Linked DNA regions of Homo sapiens: region 1 is linked to region 2. The links are chromatin loops, found by intact Hi-C in ENCODE. Cell type or tissue: chondrocyte. All regions are shown on one strand. Links, peaks and the distances in the headings refer to the core of each region. The heading gives the core; the rest is flanking DNA.

Evidence for each region. A loop is a pair of places that touch in the nucleus more often than their neighbours do. Peaks named below come from ENCODE experiments on the same cell type or tissue, not always from the same donor. Only the 100,000 strongest peaks of a DNase experiment are listed, where the experiment ranks them.
Region 1: a loop joins it to region 2, with 3 times the contacts of the local background. A loop is called at or near these places in 5 of 110 quality-filtered maps.

What each region holds. Positions count from the first base shown.
Region 1 is chr12:95,959,114-95,968,296 of GRCh38, forward strand. AMDHD1 (amidohydrolase domain containing 1) reads left to right here. Exons shown (of 9, transcript NM_152435.3): 5 at 1,285-1,510; 6 at 3,242-3,366; 7 at 6,573-6,666; 8 at 7,235-7,395; 9 at 8,643-9,183. The coding sequence ends at 8,730. Among named protein-coding and RNA genes, the nearest start is that of AMDHD1, 20 kb to the left of the region's middle. RefSeq lists an enhancer at 7,039-7,523. In chondrocyte, for the core only: a CTCF peak has its summit at 4,228 (motif pointing left); no DNase peak of the experiment used is centred there.
Region 2 is chr12:95,810,751-95,819,933 of GRCh38, forward strand. All of the region lies in intron 2 of SNRPF-DT (SNRPF divergent transcript), which reads right to left. All of the region lies in intron 1 of LINC02410 (long intergenic non-protein coding RNA 2410), which reads left to right. Among named protein-coding and RNA genes, the nearest start is that of LINC02410, 12 kb to the left of the region's middle. In chondrocyte, for the core only: CTCF peaks have their summits at 5,063 and 5,269; no DNase peak of the experiment used is centred there.

The sequences.
Region 1 (9,183 bases), core at 687-8,686, 150 kb after region 2:
CCTGTCTCTCATAGTCCACCTCTACCCACCTACCCAAATGGTTTTGCTGAGTGAGAGCCTTCTGTGTGCCAAATATAGGGCTGAAGTTTCACAGAAATTTTCTCCATCTGCCAATGAGCCTCTGAGGTCTGCATCTGGATTCCCATTGGTAAAGCCTGAGCTCAAATAACAGCTAAAGAGCATCTCCTAAGTTACGTGGCCACCATGTGGTAGAGCTCTGTGTCTACCAGACTCTAAAAGCCCAGGCTTTTCTAACATATAACTACTGCAGAACTTTATTTTATCTACTCTTCTTATTGTTAATTTTTTTTTAGAGACAGGGTCTTGCTCTGCTGCCCATGCTGGAGTGCAGTGGTGCAATCATAGCTCACTGCAGCCTCAAACTCCTGGGCTCAAGCAATCCTTTTGCCTCAGCCTCCCCAGTTGCTGGGATTATAGGCATGAGGTACCATGCCCAACTCCACCAGAATTTTAGAGAGAATTTCACAGCCTCCTACTATCCTCCTCCCCCATACCCCCAGATAGTGAGACAGAAAGCTAAGGCAGGTGCTTCAGGAAACATTGTGGAGGAAGAAAAAGGCAGGGTGATAGCTGGACTCAGGTAAGGGGACCACAGGTGGGTCATCAGGGGGAGTATCCAGGATGCCCTCTGAGTGTCCTTGACAGGAAGATTATGCTTTTTTTTTTTTTTTTTTTTTTTGAGGCGGAGTCTTGCTCTGTCGCCCAGGCTGGAGTGCAGTGGTGCGATCTCGGCTCACTGCAACCTCCGCCTCCCTGGCTCAAGCAATTCTCTTGCCTCAGCCTCCTGAGTAACTGGGATTACAGATGCATGCCACCATGCCCCGATACTTTTAGTAGAGACGGGGTTTTGCCATTTTGGCCAGGCTGGTCTCAAACTCCTGACCTCAAGTGATCTGCCCATCTCGGCCTCCCAAAGTGCTGGGATTACAGGCATGAGTCACTGTGCCTGGCCAAATTAAGCTTTTCAGCCAGGTAGCCTTGCTGGCATCCCCAAAGGTAACACAGGTATGCCAGAATGGATAAACCATTTGAGTCTCTGTGCATAGGGTCAGTGCATACAGAAGTCTTGTCAATACCTCCACTATGTAGACATGGCCCAATAGTTAAGAGCCCATAGTTGTAGCTTTGAGTCTTTCTCTACCTTTCTGAGGCTTGAAGTCATTTACCTCTACTGCTCCTCAGGTTCTTCAAGTGCCAGATTACCCTGTCTTTTTGTGTTTTGTTTTTAATATTTGCCCATGGCAATCTCATTTTCTTCCCCAGAGGAAAAACTGCTACTGAAGCTGCTGATGACATCATCAATAACCACCTCCCAAAGCTGAAGGAACTTGGCAGAAATGGGGAAATACACGTGGACAATATAGACGTATTTTGTGAGAAAGGTGTCTTTGATCTCGATTCCACCAGAAGGATTCTTCAACGTGGAAAAGATATAGGGTTACAGATTAACTTCCATGGGGATGAACTCCACCCGATGAAGGCTGCTGAGGTGTGGTTGACTTTTAGTTTTTCCCTCGTCAACATTCATTCTTGCACATTCATGCTATGGGAAACTTAATTAGTTTCTTCAAAGCCCTCTGAAAAGATATTGAATGGGGAAATTTGTTTGAACAATGTACAGATTGGTCTGGTTGAGACTTGAAAACCCTGACCTCTATTAAAAACTTACTTTTTTGCTGATGATTTACTTTCATTATCATCCACTGGTGATATTAGTATTAATAGCAAAAGAATTGGCTGGGCGCGGTAGCTCACACCTGTAATCCCAGCACTTTGGGAGGCCGAGGTGGGTTGATCACGAGGTCAGGAGTTTGAGACCAGCCTGGCTAACACGGTGAAACCCCATATCTACTAAAAATATAAAAAATTAGCGTGGTGGCACGCGCCTGTAATCCCAGCTACTCGGGAGGCTGAGGCAGGAGAATTGCTTGAACTGGGAGGCACAGGTTGCAGTGAGCCGAGATCATGCCACTGCACTCCAGCCTGGGGGACAGAGCAAGACTCCATCTCAAAAAAAAAAAGGAAAGAAAAGAAAAAGAATTACCTCAGTGATCTCTTTTACTAAATTTCTAAAGTATTTTGCTTGGCACACAAAGCCACACTAGCACAGTATATTAATTTCACTTGTACCTTTTCAGATCTTTCTGTGGCAGCATCCAAATCATTTTAGTGGAGCACACCAAAAATAGCCACAAGATGATTTTCAAATCCATATATCTTTGCTCAAATTAATTCACTTATTCATCCTTTCAACAAATATTTGAATGAATACTGTGTGCCAGGCACTGTTTTAGGCATTGAGAAATCAGCAGTAAGACAAAGTCCCTACAATCATGAGTCTAGGCTTCTCTCCTCTAAAGCCTGAGACCTAAATAAACAAGCCCTTGGGGCATAAATACAGACATAGATACCCCACCTGCATGCCTCTTAACTGGCTTATATCCAGCTTGATCTCTTCGTATTTCTTCCAAGTCTTGTCCCATTTTCTGCTTCAGTAAATGACGCCATCACCTGTCTGTCGCTTAAGTCAAAATCTTGGATATCATTTTGACTGCTGCCTCTCCCTCACCTACCGCATTTCATGCAAACACCAATTCCTCCCAATTCTCCCAAATAGCTCTAGATCCCCTTATCTCACCTCTGATCCATAAGATTCATAAAGTTTTCTGTTTCAGAAAATGTCTGAAGGATTTGTGTTTAAGAATAGTTTTTGAAGTAGCCCACTAGCTAATTTTCAAATGAGTGCCCATTACAAACCCTTTACCCATTTGGGGGATTGGGCTTACAACGGTTGGTTGGCAAGAAATCTTAATAATAAAACGCTGTTTCTCTTTATGGGAAAAACAATTTAGGCCATGCTCGGTGGCTCACGCCTGTAATCCTAGCACTTTTGGAGTCCGAGGCAGGCGGATCACGAGGTCAAGAGATCCAGACTATCCTGGCCAACATGGTGAAACCCCATCTCTACTAAAAATACAAAAGTTAGCTGGGCATGGTGGCACACGCCTGTGGCCCTAGCTGCTCGGGAGGCTGAGGTGGGAGAATTGCTTGAACCCAGGAGGCGGAGGTTGCAGTGAGCTGAGATTGCACTACTGCACCCAGCCTGGCTACAGAGCAAGACTCCGTCTCAAAAATAAAACAAACAAAGCAATTTAATGGAACTTCATGGATTCGTTGTTGCTATTTGTTAAATCTTTCCCTCTCTGCCCATTCTCCTTAGCTTGGGGCTGAACTGGGAGCGCAGGCAATCAGCCACCTGGAAGAAGTGAGTGATGAAGGCATCGTTGCCATGGCAACGGCCAGGTGCTCTGCCATCCTTCTGCCCACCACAGCCTACATGCTGAGGTAAGGTCGTTTCTCACCCCAGACCAAGAGCTGCAAGTACAAGCTGTGAAGACACAGACGTCCAAAGTGCCCAGACATTATTTCATTGCCCTTACAAATCCCTTAAAAATGCAGATGAAGAAAACTCAGCTAATGAAGATGCCAACCCTGGACTGATGTTCGTAAACGAATTTCTCTGAGGAAGGAACTTAGACCCAGATTGCCTTTGAGTGGCAGGATTATTGAGGAAGATGGTGCTTTCTTTTTCTTTTTCTTTTTTTTCATGGATTTTGGAATTTTTCAATTAAAAAGAATTACTATGCATTACTTTTATAATTAGTAAATAATGAAATAGGTGCTATACTTTTAAATATATGCATAAGATGTTAAAGATATTTAGCAGTATTCAGAATCTGCATGAGCTGTTTTCTAAAGGGATGTTAGTGGGTACCATAATTGCCATAAATCTTTATAAATCCTGGGGGTGGGAGGAAAGAGGAGACATATATTTTATAAAATCTCCCCAGATATTTTGCTGTATGCTGTCTATGAATTGAATATACTTAGTTCGTCTGTTATTACTGTTGCTCTGATTCTAACCAATATGAGATCTGAGGTCTTCTGACACTTCCCATTGTACCACTTACTTATATGATATCCAAGATTGTGGTCTGGGAGGCCAGCAGTCAAGAGGAAGTTTATCTTCTCTTAGGACTAGGTGCTTTCTGTGTAGCTAGGACATGTGGTCTTTTTCATGGGGAGTGATTCTGCAGTTAAGACAGTGGTTCTCAACCCCAGGGTAATTTTGTCCCTCAGGGGACATTTGGCAATGTCTCGAGACATTTCTAGTTGTCACAACTAGGGGATGCTACTGGCATCTAGTGGGTAGAGGCCAGGGTTGCTGCTAAACAGTCCTCATTGCACAGAACAGCTCCCAAAACAAAGAATTATCCAGCCCAAGACATGAATTGTACTGAGGTTAGGTAAGACCAGGCTCCAAGTAACTTTTAGAAGGGCGAAGAAAGGAATACTTCAGTGCTTTTCTCAAATCTACTATGATTTTATATGCACATGTATGATATTATACATTTTTATTATTATTACTATTCTCTTAAAGAGTAAACACAATGTAGACTATAATCAGGAAATATCAATAACGGTTCTTGGTATGACCAACGTCTTATACATTTCAAGTGTCATCAGTCTAAGTCATCAATCAATATTTGTCTCCACCACCCAAGAAATAAGTTTTTTGTTTTTTATTTTTTTGGAAAGAAAAGGCTTTCTTCGGCTGGGCACAGTGGCTCACGCCTGTAATCCCAGTACTTTTGGGAAGCCGAGGTGGGCAGATCACTTGAGGCCAAGAGTTCAAGACCAGACTGGCCAACATGGTTGAACTCCGTCTCTATTAAAATACAAATTTAGCTGGGCATGGTGGCGCGCGCCTGTAGTCCCAACTACTCGGGAGGCTGAGGCAGGAGAATCCCTTGAACCCAGGAGGGAGAGGTTGCAGGGAGCCAAGATCATACCTCTGCACTTCAGCCTGGGCAACAGAGTGAGTGAGATTCCATCTTAAAAAAAAAAAAAAAAAAGGCCTTTCTTTAACTAGTCTTGAATCTCTTGACATGGAGCAAAAGCCTAAGACTTTGTGGTACTGGAGGGCAATTCAGCATTAAAAGTCTGAACTTTGTTCCTATACCAGCGGAGGCTGTCATCTGCCATTGCCACAGACAGGTTTAGCCTCCTATTAGGACCACAGGGGCAGTCGAAGTGAAGGCCACACTCTGCTTTCTGGCTTCTCGTTTCTATATTTTTCTGATCTCTGCATCAGGAGAGACCAGCAGGGCCCCCTGCTCTCCCCTGAACCCTCTCTTGACTCTCATTTCCAGAATAACCATTGCCTTATGCTACTTAAGGGCTTGCTTTAATCATGTATTTTATGTAAATTTGCATGTAATATTTAAATGTATTCAGGAAATATTCACCTTGGTTTTTATGGAGTGCCCTAATACTTTTACAGCCTCACTTTTTCCTCTTTTACCCCTAAGTATTTATGGAAGGGGGGGAGGGCCATTCAAATGACTTGCAGGGACATTTGAAGCTGTACCCTTTCCTCACTCTCTGTCTCTGCTTCACTCACCTCCTCTCATACGTTGTTGAAAAACATTTTAAGTGGTCCTACAAATGATCGATCATAGACTGGGAGTGACTCTAGGATGAGAATTATCTCTGCTGGACTCTTTCTCTATTGCAGCTGTTATTCCCAAATTAAATCTGTCCTCATTGCTTTAACGAGCTTTTAGGCTTTGTTTATTTTTGATGTAACACTTTTGAGATATGTCTTAAAGAATAAAGAATATTTCACCAGGGAGGTCAAGGGGATGCCTAATCCAGGAAGAAGTATAAACATTTTACACACTAAATTCTTGGGCCTTCAAGATTTTAAAGGACCTACAGAGATGTTTGAGGCAAAAAAAAAAAAAAAAAAAAAAAGAGGGCAAAGGGAGAGATGTGAATAGGAAATTGCAAAATGGAAACTAATAAAAATAGCATATTGTGGCTGGGCACAGTGGCTCATGCCTGTAATCCCAGCACTTTGGGAGGCCAAGGTGGGTGGATCACCTGAGGTCAGGAGTTTGAGACCAGCCTGGCCACCATGGTGAAACCCCATCTCTACTAAAAATATAAAAATTACCTGGGCGTGGTGGTGGGTGCCTGTAGTCCCAACTACTCGGGAGGCTGAGGCAGGAGAATCGCTTGAACCCAGAAGGTAGAAGTTGGAGTGAGCCGAGATCGTGCCACTGCACTCCAGCCTGGGCAAGAGACAGAGATTCCATCTCAAAAAAAAAAAAAAAAAAAAAAGCATAGTGTAACCTCATTTATTATTTAATTTGGGAGTCACCAAAAAGCTTATTAAATTCCAAAACCATTTGTAAGTTATATTTTCCTCCCTTTGCAAGAATGCCTTAATATGTAAAAAGATGGATGAGATAAACAATCATTAATTAAATGTTAGTCATATCTAAGTAACTGCAAAAGCAGAATGATAAAAATCAGGAGTCCTTGGATTATATATGTAACTCTACCACTAATCATTTAATCTTGAGTTTCTGCTTCTTCTTCCAGAATATGAAGGCGTTGACTGTCTCAAGTTCTCTTCTGTTCTGAACAGCTATTCTACAAAAGCTCCCATTCTAGAGACTGACATATTTTTTTCCTCCCCTTAGACTGAAACAACCTCGAGCCAGGAAGATGTTAGATGAAGGAGTAATAGTTGCTCTGGGAAGTGATTTCAACCCCAATGCATATTGCTTTTCAATGGTAATTATTTTTTTCATGTACCTTTCTGAGCAGAGTATCTACCAAGCATATAAATAATTTAAAAATATTTCACTAGCTTTTAAAACAGTATAAAAAATCTAAAAATATTTTTCTGTGAAACAAGAAAAAAAGGGGTAGACAGCAGTGTAATTGGATTTTTCTGTCCCACATAAATGCCTGCAGGCATAGAGAGAGGAGAGAAGCTTCTACATGCATTATTTTCTGATTCAGCTTTGAGTATTGTAGTTTTACAGTAACCCATTTCCTTTCTCCAGAGAATAGCATAAACTCCAAGAGGTCTTAGTAAGTATGGAAGTGAACTTCATTGTGTGCAGTAAGTGGTCTTGAAAAGTTGTCAATAAATATTAAATACGCAATCCCTATAATAAAGTAATCTTTTCCAAAGTCTAAGAATCTTTATGTATAAACTTAGATTTTTCCCATTGCAACTGAGCCAATTCCTCCTATACCTTTAACTGCCTCTATTTGTTGTGCTGTGTTGAGAAATGTTTTAAATTGCAGTTGCCATATGTCACTTTCCTCCAACACTTTTCTCTTCCTGCCTTAGCCAATGGTCATGCATCTGGCCTGTGTAAACATGAGAATGTCCATGCCTGAGGCCTTGGCCGCTGCCACCATCAATGCAGCTTATGCACTGGGAAAGTCTCACACACACGGATCGTTGGAAGTTGGCAAACAGGGAGATCTCATTATCATCAATTCATCCCGGTGAGTGTGCTTCAACTTAGCTCTTTTATATTATGCCCACTGAAGTATGCAGATGAGGCCTAAATCCCTTTTCCACTAATTATTAGTGTCAGACTCTGTCTGGACTCAGACACTATCCAGTCCCCTCTATCTTGATCCCTTTCCAAAGAGCAAATCTACTGACAGACCCTAAACAACAGGGTAGACCAAGTTTTCAAGATCTCTTCATCTGTCTGGTATTTTTCGTAGATTTCCAGATTTCTGCTCTGTTTACCTGGACTTTGGCCGGGTTGTGCCCTCTGGCATGTGTTTGTGTTTTTCTGCTCGGCTTCTGATTTTCAACTTGCTCCCAACTCTGGCTTCTCACTTTGGTTCTGATTCATTCCCTCTCTGATTTCTCATGCCGACTGGCTCCCAAAAGCTTAAACTTAGTTTTCTTGTTCCTGGTGACTTATCACTCACCCACCCATAGTCTGTTGCCACCTGGGCCTCCAGTGTAATATTAGTCTGTTATCACACTGCTAATAAAGACATACCGAGACTGGGTAATTTATAAAGGAAAGAGGTTTAATCGACTCACAGTTCTACATGGCTGGGGAGGCCTCACAATCATGGCGGAAAGCAAAGGAGGAGCAATGTCATGTCTTAAATGGCAGCAGTCAAGAGAGCGTGTGCAGGGGAACTCCCATTCATAAAAACATCAAATCTTGTGAGATTTATTCACTATCATGAGAACAGCATGGGAAAGACCCACTCCCATGATTCAATTACCTCCCACTGGGTCCCTCCCACAATGTGGGAATTATGGAAGCTACAATTCAAAATGAGATTTGGGTGGGCACATAGCAGCAAACCATATCAGGGTTTTACTGTTCTAGACCTACAAGTTGTAAATCCTATGGCTACTTGACTCTTACGAGCCCATTGCAGCCCTTGGACCTCAAGTCCTCCAGAGACACCTGCTTTAAAATTCTCTCCATGATCAGAAACCACTCCCTGTATTGGATATAATGCTGATGGTGACATTTATGTATCATTTAATGAAGCAAATATTTTAAGATCAAGTACTTAAATGATATTATTAAACAATGTTTGATTTACCATAGACCAGTTAGTTATATACGGTTTTTTAGAAAGCCCAAATACCATTGACTGGGTGTAAATAAATGTGTAGGGAATGCATTTTAAAATTAGCATTTATTGATAAAGTAATAATTTTTACTTGCACACATTGAAGTAATATTTGTTGTTTTTTTTTTTTTTTCTAGATGGGAGCATTTGATTTACCAGTTCGGAGGCCATCATGAATTAATTGAATATGTTATAGCTAAAGGAAAACTCATCTATAAAACATGATAGATTTGAAAAGAGAAGACTTTTTGACTATATGAAATAAGTCAATATAGTTATATTAAAAGTTAAAACACCTTAATATTTACAAGAATTATATCACTTAAACCTAAATGTACTTCAATGTCTTTTTAAGTCACTCAAAAAACCCAAGGGATAGATTTATTTTCATTTAACACATGCATTTGACATATAAACAGGTAAACCTATTGTGATTAAAATCACAAAACATCCAATTAGTTCACAAATATTGGTTACAAATATTCTGTAGATTAATATGGTGGGGTATCACAAAAATGCCTTTGTGGGGAAAAGTAGGCTTGGCTTAAAATTTCCATTTTGTGTCTGTATTTCACATCTCAGTTTTTAAACTATATTTAGTGAACATTGAGGGATCGAAAGAAATCTAAGTGATACGCCCCAATGAAGCTAAAATATAGCCTTCTGTTAAGCAAATAG
Region 2 (9,183 bases), core at 479-8,478:
TTTCCTGAGCCACACTGGAAGAAGAAGAAGTGTCTTGCGCCACACATAAAATACACTAACACTAAAGAAAGCTGATGAGCTAAAAAAAAAAAAAGAAAAAGAAAAAGAAAAAAGCAAAAAAAAAATCTCATAATGTTTTAAGAAAGTTTATGAATTTGTATCAGATTGTAAGCCTCTTGAGAACAATCTTGGGCTTTATTTATGTTTCCCAGCACATAAGTAAACATTTCCCAACAAAATGCATAAATGGTAGGGGATAAAGTAAATTGGGAATCAACTCTTTAGTGATAATTAAATGCAAGGAAAGTAGATTATATATTCAGCGTTTACCAAGCTTGGTAAATAAAGCACAAGATTGTTCTCAAGAGGCATACAATCTGATTTGGCATGTAATAATTTGCACATAAAGCAATGAGAAACTACTATAAGGCAATAAAACATGCTAGAGACTGGGAGACCCAGAAAAAGAAAAAAAAAGCTGGATGGCGACTATGATAAGGTTTGGATATGCTAAAAAGGGGCAAGAAAGACATTCTCCAAAGGAATACATGAAAGTTTAAAATTAATAAGGGGCTGGGCGTGATGGCTCACACCTGTAATCCTAGCACTTTGGGAGACAGAAGAGGGAGGATTGCTTAAGCTCAGGAGTTGGAGACCAGCCTGGGTGACATACTGAGACCTCGTCTCTACTAAAGATAACAAAAATTAGCCAGGCATGGTGGCACAAACCTATAGTTCCAGCTACTCAGGAGGCTGAAGTGGGAGGCTCACTCAAGCCCCGAGGCTACAGTAAACTATGATCATGCCATTACACTCCAGAAGGAGTGTAATATCTTTTCTGTTTGCTAAAATTATACTGCTTTGGATTCACCCATTTATTTCTATCATGTTTTCTAAGAAGGAGAAAAGGCTACAAGATATTGAGATGTTCACCTGTCAATGAAAAGGAGCTATAATTTGGCCCAGAAAGAAAGTCTATTGATCCAAGGAGCAGCTTAGACACAGAGCTGTTTTCAGTATTACCCAGGTCTCATGCTATCCACCACCAGCAGTCCTCACTGAACTTCCCCCCAAGCTGAATAATTCTAAACTTTAGAAAATGCTAACAATTTTTAAAGTGTCAAGAAATTATGGTAAAATGAACACTTACATTTGGTACATGATATGAACATATACAAACAAAATATTTTACTACAGAACCATAAATTGATGGAATGATCAAATAAGATTATAGAATCATGGCTATAGAAATAGAAATACAAGGTCAGGAGCAGTGGCTCATGTCTGTAATCCCAACACTTTGGGAGGCCGAGGTGGGCAAATCATGAGTTCAAGAGATCGAGACCATCCTGGCCAATAGTGAAACACCATCTCTACTAAAAATACAAAAATTAGCTGGGCGTGGTGGTGCATGCCTGTAGTCCCAGCTACTTGGGAGGCTGCGGCAGGAGAATTGCTTGAACCTGGGAGGCAGGGGTGGCAGTGAGGTGAGATCGCGCCACTGCACTCCAGCCTGGTGACAGAGTGAGACTCTGTCTCAAAAACAAACAAACAAACAAACAAACAAAAAGAAATACAAGTCTGTTGACTAAGCCTACCATGACTCATGTAGGATGATATCGTCTAGAGAAAAACATGGCCATTAAATCAAGTACTTGTGATAACAGTCAAATGATATCAAGTTCTAAAGTCAGAGAGAAATAGTTAAATCAATAACTGAAAATTTACAGATTTTATTGGATAAATGGTGAAGTATTTAGTTGTGAAAATATAAACTTTTCTCCAGAGTTAAAATGCCTGAGTACTGACCCTCCTTTGTTTGTAATTGACAATATCCCTAAGATATTTTCTTAAAGAAAATTATCAGTATCAACATTTTAACTCTGGAGAAAAATATATATATAATGATAATTTTCTTTAAGAAAACATCCTACGGTTTTTGTCAATTACAAACAAAGAAGGGTTAGCATTCAGGTTCTTTGCCTTAAGGAAACAGAACTCTGAATGTAGAGCTCTTTATGACTCCAATAAAGGGCATATATTTTTCTGTATCTCCTAGAAAGAGGTGTGGAAGTTTTTGGTGGTTGAAGAATTAGAATCCAAGTTAGATTCTGTTCTCTTAAAACAGGATCCATTTTCCGCATGTAATTTCACAATGGGTGCTATGACCAGCTAAGCCTATAAATGATCACTGCACCAAATCAGGACTCTAATATACTACTGTTTTACTTTATATGCCTAGTACATATAGCAAAGTTGCATAACAGAAGAAAAACAAACCCTGGTTTTACCATTCTCATGGCGTTAACATAATCTCCAGTGAGTAAAATGATACTTCTTAAAAATTGGCCCAATTTATCTATTGTAACTATAGCCTATAACGTACTTTCAGTAACAGGGTGATCATGATAAAGAAGAATGCTGACCAGGTGTGGTGGCCCACACCTGTAATCCCAACACTTTGGGGGACTGAGGCAGGAGGATTGCTTAAACCCAGGAGTTTGAGAACAGCCTTGGCAACGTAGCAAGACACCATCAATACAAAAAATTTTAAAAATTGGCTGAGCAGTTGGGCGTGGTGGCTCATGCCTGTAATCCCAGCACTTTTGGAGGCCAAGGCGGGTGGATCACCTGAGGTCAGGAGTTCGAGACCAGCCTGGCCAACATGGTGAAACCCCATCTCTACTAAAAATACAAAAATTAGCTGGGTGTGGTGGCGGCATCTGTAGTCCCAGCTATTCGGGAGGCTGAGGGAGGAGAATTGCTTGAACCCAGGAGGCGTAAGTTGCAGTGAGCCAAGATCATGCCACTGTACTCCAGCTTGGGCAACAGAGTGAGACTCTGTCTCAAAAAAAAAAAAAAAAAAATTAGCTGAGCATGGTGACACCTTCTTATAGTCCTTCCTACTTCAGAGCCTGAAGTAACAGGATCACTTGAGCCCAGGAGGTCAAGGCTGCAGTGAGCCACGATCACACCACTACCCTCTATTCTGGGCAACAGAATGAAACTCCGTTTCACTAAAAAAAAAAAAAAGAAGAAGAAGAAGAAGAAGAAGAAGAAGAAGAAGAAGAAGAAGAAGAACCCTCTTTGTCATTCAACACCTGTTTTTGAAAACTTGATATGTGGCTAACAGAACAGAGTGTCCCTGGAAAGAGGTCTTTTTTTCTTTTGAGACAGTCTGACTCTGTTGCCCAGGCTGGAGTACAGTGGTGCAATCATGGCTCACCGCAGCCTCAACCTCCCAGGCTCAAGCAATCCTCCCACCTCAGCCTCCCAAGTAGATGGGACCATAGGCAGTGCCACCACACCTGGCTAATTTTCTAAAACTTTTTTGTAGAGGCAGGGTCTCACTATGTTGCCCAGGCTGGTCTCAAACTTCTGGCCTCCAAAAGTGCTGGGATTACAGGTTTGAGCCATCGTGCCCAGCCTAAGAAGTCTTTTTAATAAGGAAAGACTCTAGAACAAAGAATATAAAGGAGTTTCAAGCTTATTTGATTTGGAGGGAAAGACTCTGCAGTTCAAGCTTATTTGATTTAGAGTATCTTTACATAATGTAGTGAAATTTCATTAATTTGTATTCATACAATGAACTAATTTCACCTAGTTTGGGCTATTCTGTAATATTTATGATGCAAGAAAGTCAGTAACAAAATTATAAACTAGTTCTTTCCGGTTAGAAGGTGTAAAATGAAAACAGTTGGACAATTATTCAGGCACTAGAAAACATTATGTGGAGCAACTCCTAGGATTTGGTTTGCTCCCCACGGAAAAACAAGCTTCCAAATAAATATTTCAGCAAACAAATCTATTACTTTTTTCTTTTCTTAATTATTCTTAGAAAAAATGTACATATAAACACTTTGACTGTTATCCATAAGTCAAATATTTCCAAAGTAGACACTGCCCACGTTTGGTTAATTACCTGAATTTACAGGGTTGGTTTCCATTCCATTCATTTGCGTAGTCACGTTGTTTAGTTCACATGATACGTGCCAGCCTCAGCTGAAATTCTAGTTATTGGCAGAGTTTAAGAAAGCTTGGGAAAGGAACCTGGGCAAGTGCTTTTATCCATTCTGGTCAAGGGGTCCTGATCTGGAGTCCATGCATGAGCTTTTAGGAGGTCTGCAAATCTGCAAAACCTGCATGTAACAATTGTATGTTTTCATAAAAAAATTTTTTGAGGCAGGGTCTCACTCTGTCACCCAGGCTGGGGTACAGTGGTGTGATCTCAGCTCACTGCAACCTCTACCTCTCAGGTTCAAGCGATTCTCCTGCCTTAGCCTCCCGAGTAGATGGGACTACAAGAACGTGCCATCAAGCCCAGCTAATTTTTGTATTTTTTTGGTAGCAACAAAGTTTCACTGTGTTGGCCTGTCTGGTCTCAAGCTCCTGTCCTCAAGTGATCCGCCAACCGTGGCCCCCAAAGTGCTGGGATTACAGGTGTGAGGCACTGCACCTGGCTGATTTTTATATGTTTAGATGAAAATTTCCAGAGAGTTCACGATTTTCATGATTATCAAAGGTCACTCTCCTTCTAAAAAGGTTCAATTATTGATTTAAGGAGTTCTTATTTGTCAGTCCTTATTGGAGATCCAATGCTCCAATGAACTGAGATACAATTTTGGGTTGAAAGATCTGAAATGGTGTCTTCTCTCCACTGACCACAAGCCGGGCTTTGAAATTAGAGTCGTAACCTTTCCCTTGCAAATCCCTGGAAGGTGTGCTTTCAACAGCTCGCTGCCGTTTGAAGGAAAAACTGTTCCAAATGTAATTATATACATATTGGGGATATTAAACATTTCTTCTGCGAAAGTTTCTTGTATCCTTTGTTTATTTGGTTAACAATACTTTTGCAACCCTATTATAAGCAGTATGTGCCAAGGATAAAAGGATAAACCCAAATACACGTGTCCTTTGTCTTTCTGGATGGATATATAGCAGAGAACATTTTCATTTTTCATAATTCTCTGTATCTACTGGAGAAAGAAAATGATAAAACATACCCAAGTTTATCTAATTTCAACCAGAAACTCTCAAATGAAATGCATGAAGTAAAGTGACATCTAGTGTTGGTTAAGTGGCAGTGAAATATGTGTCAGGACAAGGCATACTTTAACTTTCTTTGAACAGACTGTTAAACTTGGCTTTGTTAAGTTGCCAACTCCGGAAAGCATAGTTTTGCTTTTAAAAATATTTTAGAGTAATTCTGAAATAATCTGAATTTAAATGCTAATAACATTGTTTTTATTTTTTCAAAATAAAATGCTTAACGCCTACAGAAAAGTCTAGAGAATGAAATAACAGTTACGTATCTACCACCCAACTCTGTCAAATCTTAACGTTTTGCTTTACTTACATCAGATATTTTAAACATAAAATGTAATAGACACATTTGATGCCTTATTAACTATTTCTGATTTCATGTCCATCTTGTTCTCTTTAGAAGTAATCAATATTTGGTTTATTATCTCTGTGACTTTTTGTATTTTTATTACATATTTGTGTACACATAAAATTTATAATATTGCACATATTTTATAGCTGATATAAGGGATACCATATGGTACAAATATTTCTGCAACTTACTTTTTCTAGTTTAATATTATGCTTTGGAGATTTCGTGATATTGGTCATCTAACTTCAGTCATTTACTGTAACTGCTGTATGTTAGCATTCCATTGAATGAATTGTACAACAATTTATTTAATTTACAGCTGATGGACATTCAGAGTGTTTTCAGTCTCTTGCTCTTACAAACCATGCTACAGTGAACACTCTTATACGTGACCCATTGTGCACACATTTGCGAGTTTCTCTAGACTGCACAACGAGGAGGTATTGCACAAGTGTATACTTTCAAAACATCTCTAGCTATTGAGCATTTGCTCTCCAAGATGGTTGTACCAATTTACACCCTAGTAGAAGTGTAAGAAAACTTCTGTGGCTTCACATTCTCGCCAGCACTTGGTATTGCCAGGCTTTTTAATTTCTGACAATCTGCTTGATGTAAAATCTTATCTCATTGTGGTTTCAATTTGCATTTCTCTGACAAGTAGTAAAACTGAGTTACTTATTTATTTATTTATTCATTTATTTTGAGACAGTCTCGCTCTGTCGCCCAGGCTGGAATGCAGTGGCGCGATCTCGGCTCACTGCAAGCTCCGCCTCCCAGGCTCACGCCATTCTCCTGCCTCAGCCTCCCGAGTAGCTGGGACTACAGACGCCTGCCACCACGCCGAGCTAATTTTTTGTATTTTTAGTAGAGACGGGGTTTCACCGTGTTAGCCAGGATGGTCTCGATCTCCTGACCTTGTGATCCACCCGCCTCGGCCTCCCAAAGTGCTGGGATTACAGGTGTGAGCCACCGCACCCGGCCGAGCTTTTTAAAAATATGTTTTTACTACTGAAGTTTCTTCCGTGAATTGCCTATTCCTATTCTATGCCTACTGGATTGCTGGCATTTTCCTTTAAGTACTTGCTGATATAAGTACTTTGTAGGCTTGATATATTGCAAATATTGTTTCTCAGTTTATGGCTTGGCTGTTCACTGTGTTCATGGCATCTTTTCATTTTAAAGCAATCGACTTTGGCTGGGCGCGGTGGCTCATGCCTGTAATCCCAGCAATTTGGGAGGTCAAGGCAGGTGGATCACCCGAGGTCAGGAGTTTGAGACCAGCCTGGCCAACCTGGTGAAATCTGTCTCTACTAAAAATACAAAAATTAGCCAGGCGTGGTGGTGTGTGCCTGTAATCCCAGCTACCCAGGAGGCTGAGGCAGGAGGATCACTTGGAACCCAGGAGGCAGAGGCTGCAGTGAGCCGAGATTGTGCCACTGCACTCCAGCCTGGGCGACAGAGCAAGACTTTGTCTCAAAAAAATAAATAAATAAATAAACAAAAAATAATCAACTTTATGAATCTTTCCCTTTTTATTGCTTATTTTAAAATCTTTTTCCTTTTTTTTGAGGCGGTGTCTTGCTCTGTTGCCCAGGCTGGAGTGCAGTGGCACGATCTTGGCTCACTGTAACCTCTGCCTTTGGGGTTCAAGTGATTCTCCTACCTCAGCCTCCTAAGTAGCTGGGATTACAGGCGTCTATCACGATGCCCAGCTAATTTTTGTATTTTTAGTAGAGATGGTGTTTCACAATGTTGGCCAGGTTGGTCTCGAACTCCTGACCTCAAGTGATCTGCCTGCTTCGGCCTCCCAAAGTGCTGGGATTACAGGCTTGAGACACTGTGCCTGGCCTTAAAATCTTTATTAAGCTTTTCTCCTTTATTTTCTCTTAAAATGTTTAAAGTTTTTTTTTCCTTATTTAGGTTTCTAAATTATAAACTTTTCTGTATTGTGTGAGGTAGAAAATTCGATTCCTTTTGTATCATGGATAATGACTGTCCTAGCATTATTTATTGAAGAAACCATCCTTTCCTCATTGTTCATTTTAGCTCATCACCAAAGTCACTTATGAAATTAATTTGGGGCCAGGCACAGTGTTCACACCTGTAATTCCAATACTTTTGGAGGTCAAGGCAGGAGGATTGCTTGAGGCCAGGAGTTCGAGACTAGCCTCGAAAACAAAGTGAGACTCCCATCTCTACAAAAACTTTTCTAAAATTAGCCCAGCACAGTGATGTGTCTGCCATTGCATTATTTGGGAGGCTGAGGCAGGAGGATTGCTTGAGCCCAGGAGTTTTAGGCCGCAGTGAGCTTTGATGGCACCACTGCACTCAAGCCTGAGTGACAGATCTTTAAAAAAGAAAAAAATAATAACTTTGTAAGATTTGTCTTGCATAGCACTACCTGGCTCCTGAGGTTCCCTCAGTTAAGTCAGGTGTGTATACTGACTTCCACCTATGGGTTCATCCCTACTCACATGCTGAGCCTGTTTTGCTATCTGTTGTCTGAGAAATATTGGTCAGCATCAGGACCATTATTCCTAGTGTTTCCATACTCCATTCCTGCGTTCTGGCCATTTGTTTTTTCTTGGGGTCCAATCCTTGTTGTTTGCGCTCCTATTCTAGGTTCTGAGCTAGGATGGCCAACCATCCTGGTTTTCCCAGGACCAAACTACCTGGTTTCCCCAAATGCAAGACTTTATGTGCTAAAACTGTGACCATCCCTGGCAAACTTGGCCTGGATGGTTGGTCACTTTAGATGTATCCTGTGGTTTTTGCTTCCTCTTGTGTTGACCTCTTGACTGTCTAGTTTGGTGTTTTCTCTGTGCTCACAAATCATATTTACCTTGAACTTGTATTCGTTGAGTGCCTATGATGTCAGAGGCTGTATGAAGCATTTTCATATGTGGTATCTCATTCAACCGTTAGACAGCTCTGCATGATTTCCTTTTACAGATGAGGAGGATTTTATGTAGTTAGCCAGGATCACAAAATTAGTGACACAAAAGAATGAAACCCAAGCCTCCTGACTACACATTTTTTATTTCCACCAAACTTGTCATCTTTCCGGCCCGAGTTGCATACTTGGGGCCTCCACTCTGTACTAACTGAACTTCAGGGTGAACTCCATTATGCCTTGCCTAGCCTCTTGCTGTCCTTCATACATCTTTTTTTTTTTTTTTTTTTTTGAGACAAGGTCTGGTTCTATCTATCGCCCAGGCTGGAGTGCAATGGCACAATCTCAACTCACTGCAACCTCTGTCCCTCTCTATCCACCAGGCTCAAACTATCCTCCCACCTCAACCACCCAAGTTGCTGGAACTACAGGCACAAGCCACAATGCCCAGCTAATTTTTGTATTTTTTGTAGAGATGGGGTTTGCCATATTGCCCAGGCTGGTCTCAAACTCCTAGGCTCAAGTGATCCACCCCTCAGCCTCCCAAAGTGCTGAGATTTATAGGCGTGAGCCACCACACCCAGCCTATCCTTCACACATCTTTAACCTAATATGATAGTACTTGAAGTCAACATCTTCTATTGCAAAGCACAAATGACAAGCCCATTTGTTATGCAATGGTATAAATATCTCAAATGTTTCATTAGGATAAGCACTAAGAAGAAAGATAAACGTGAATATAATAGCATGGCACATCACACTGCCACATCAGATTGCATCCCTCCAGTTAATATGTCATGGCATAGGATGCGGAATCTTTGCATTTTAATGTATTCATTTCATCAATATTTCCTTTTTGGTAGTTTATTTAAGAAATCCTTCATTAAGTTATTCT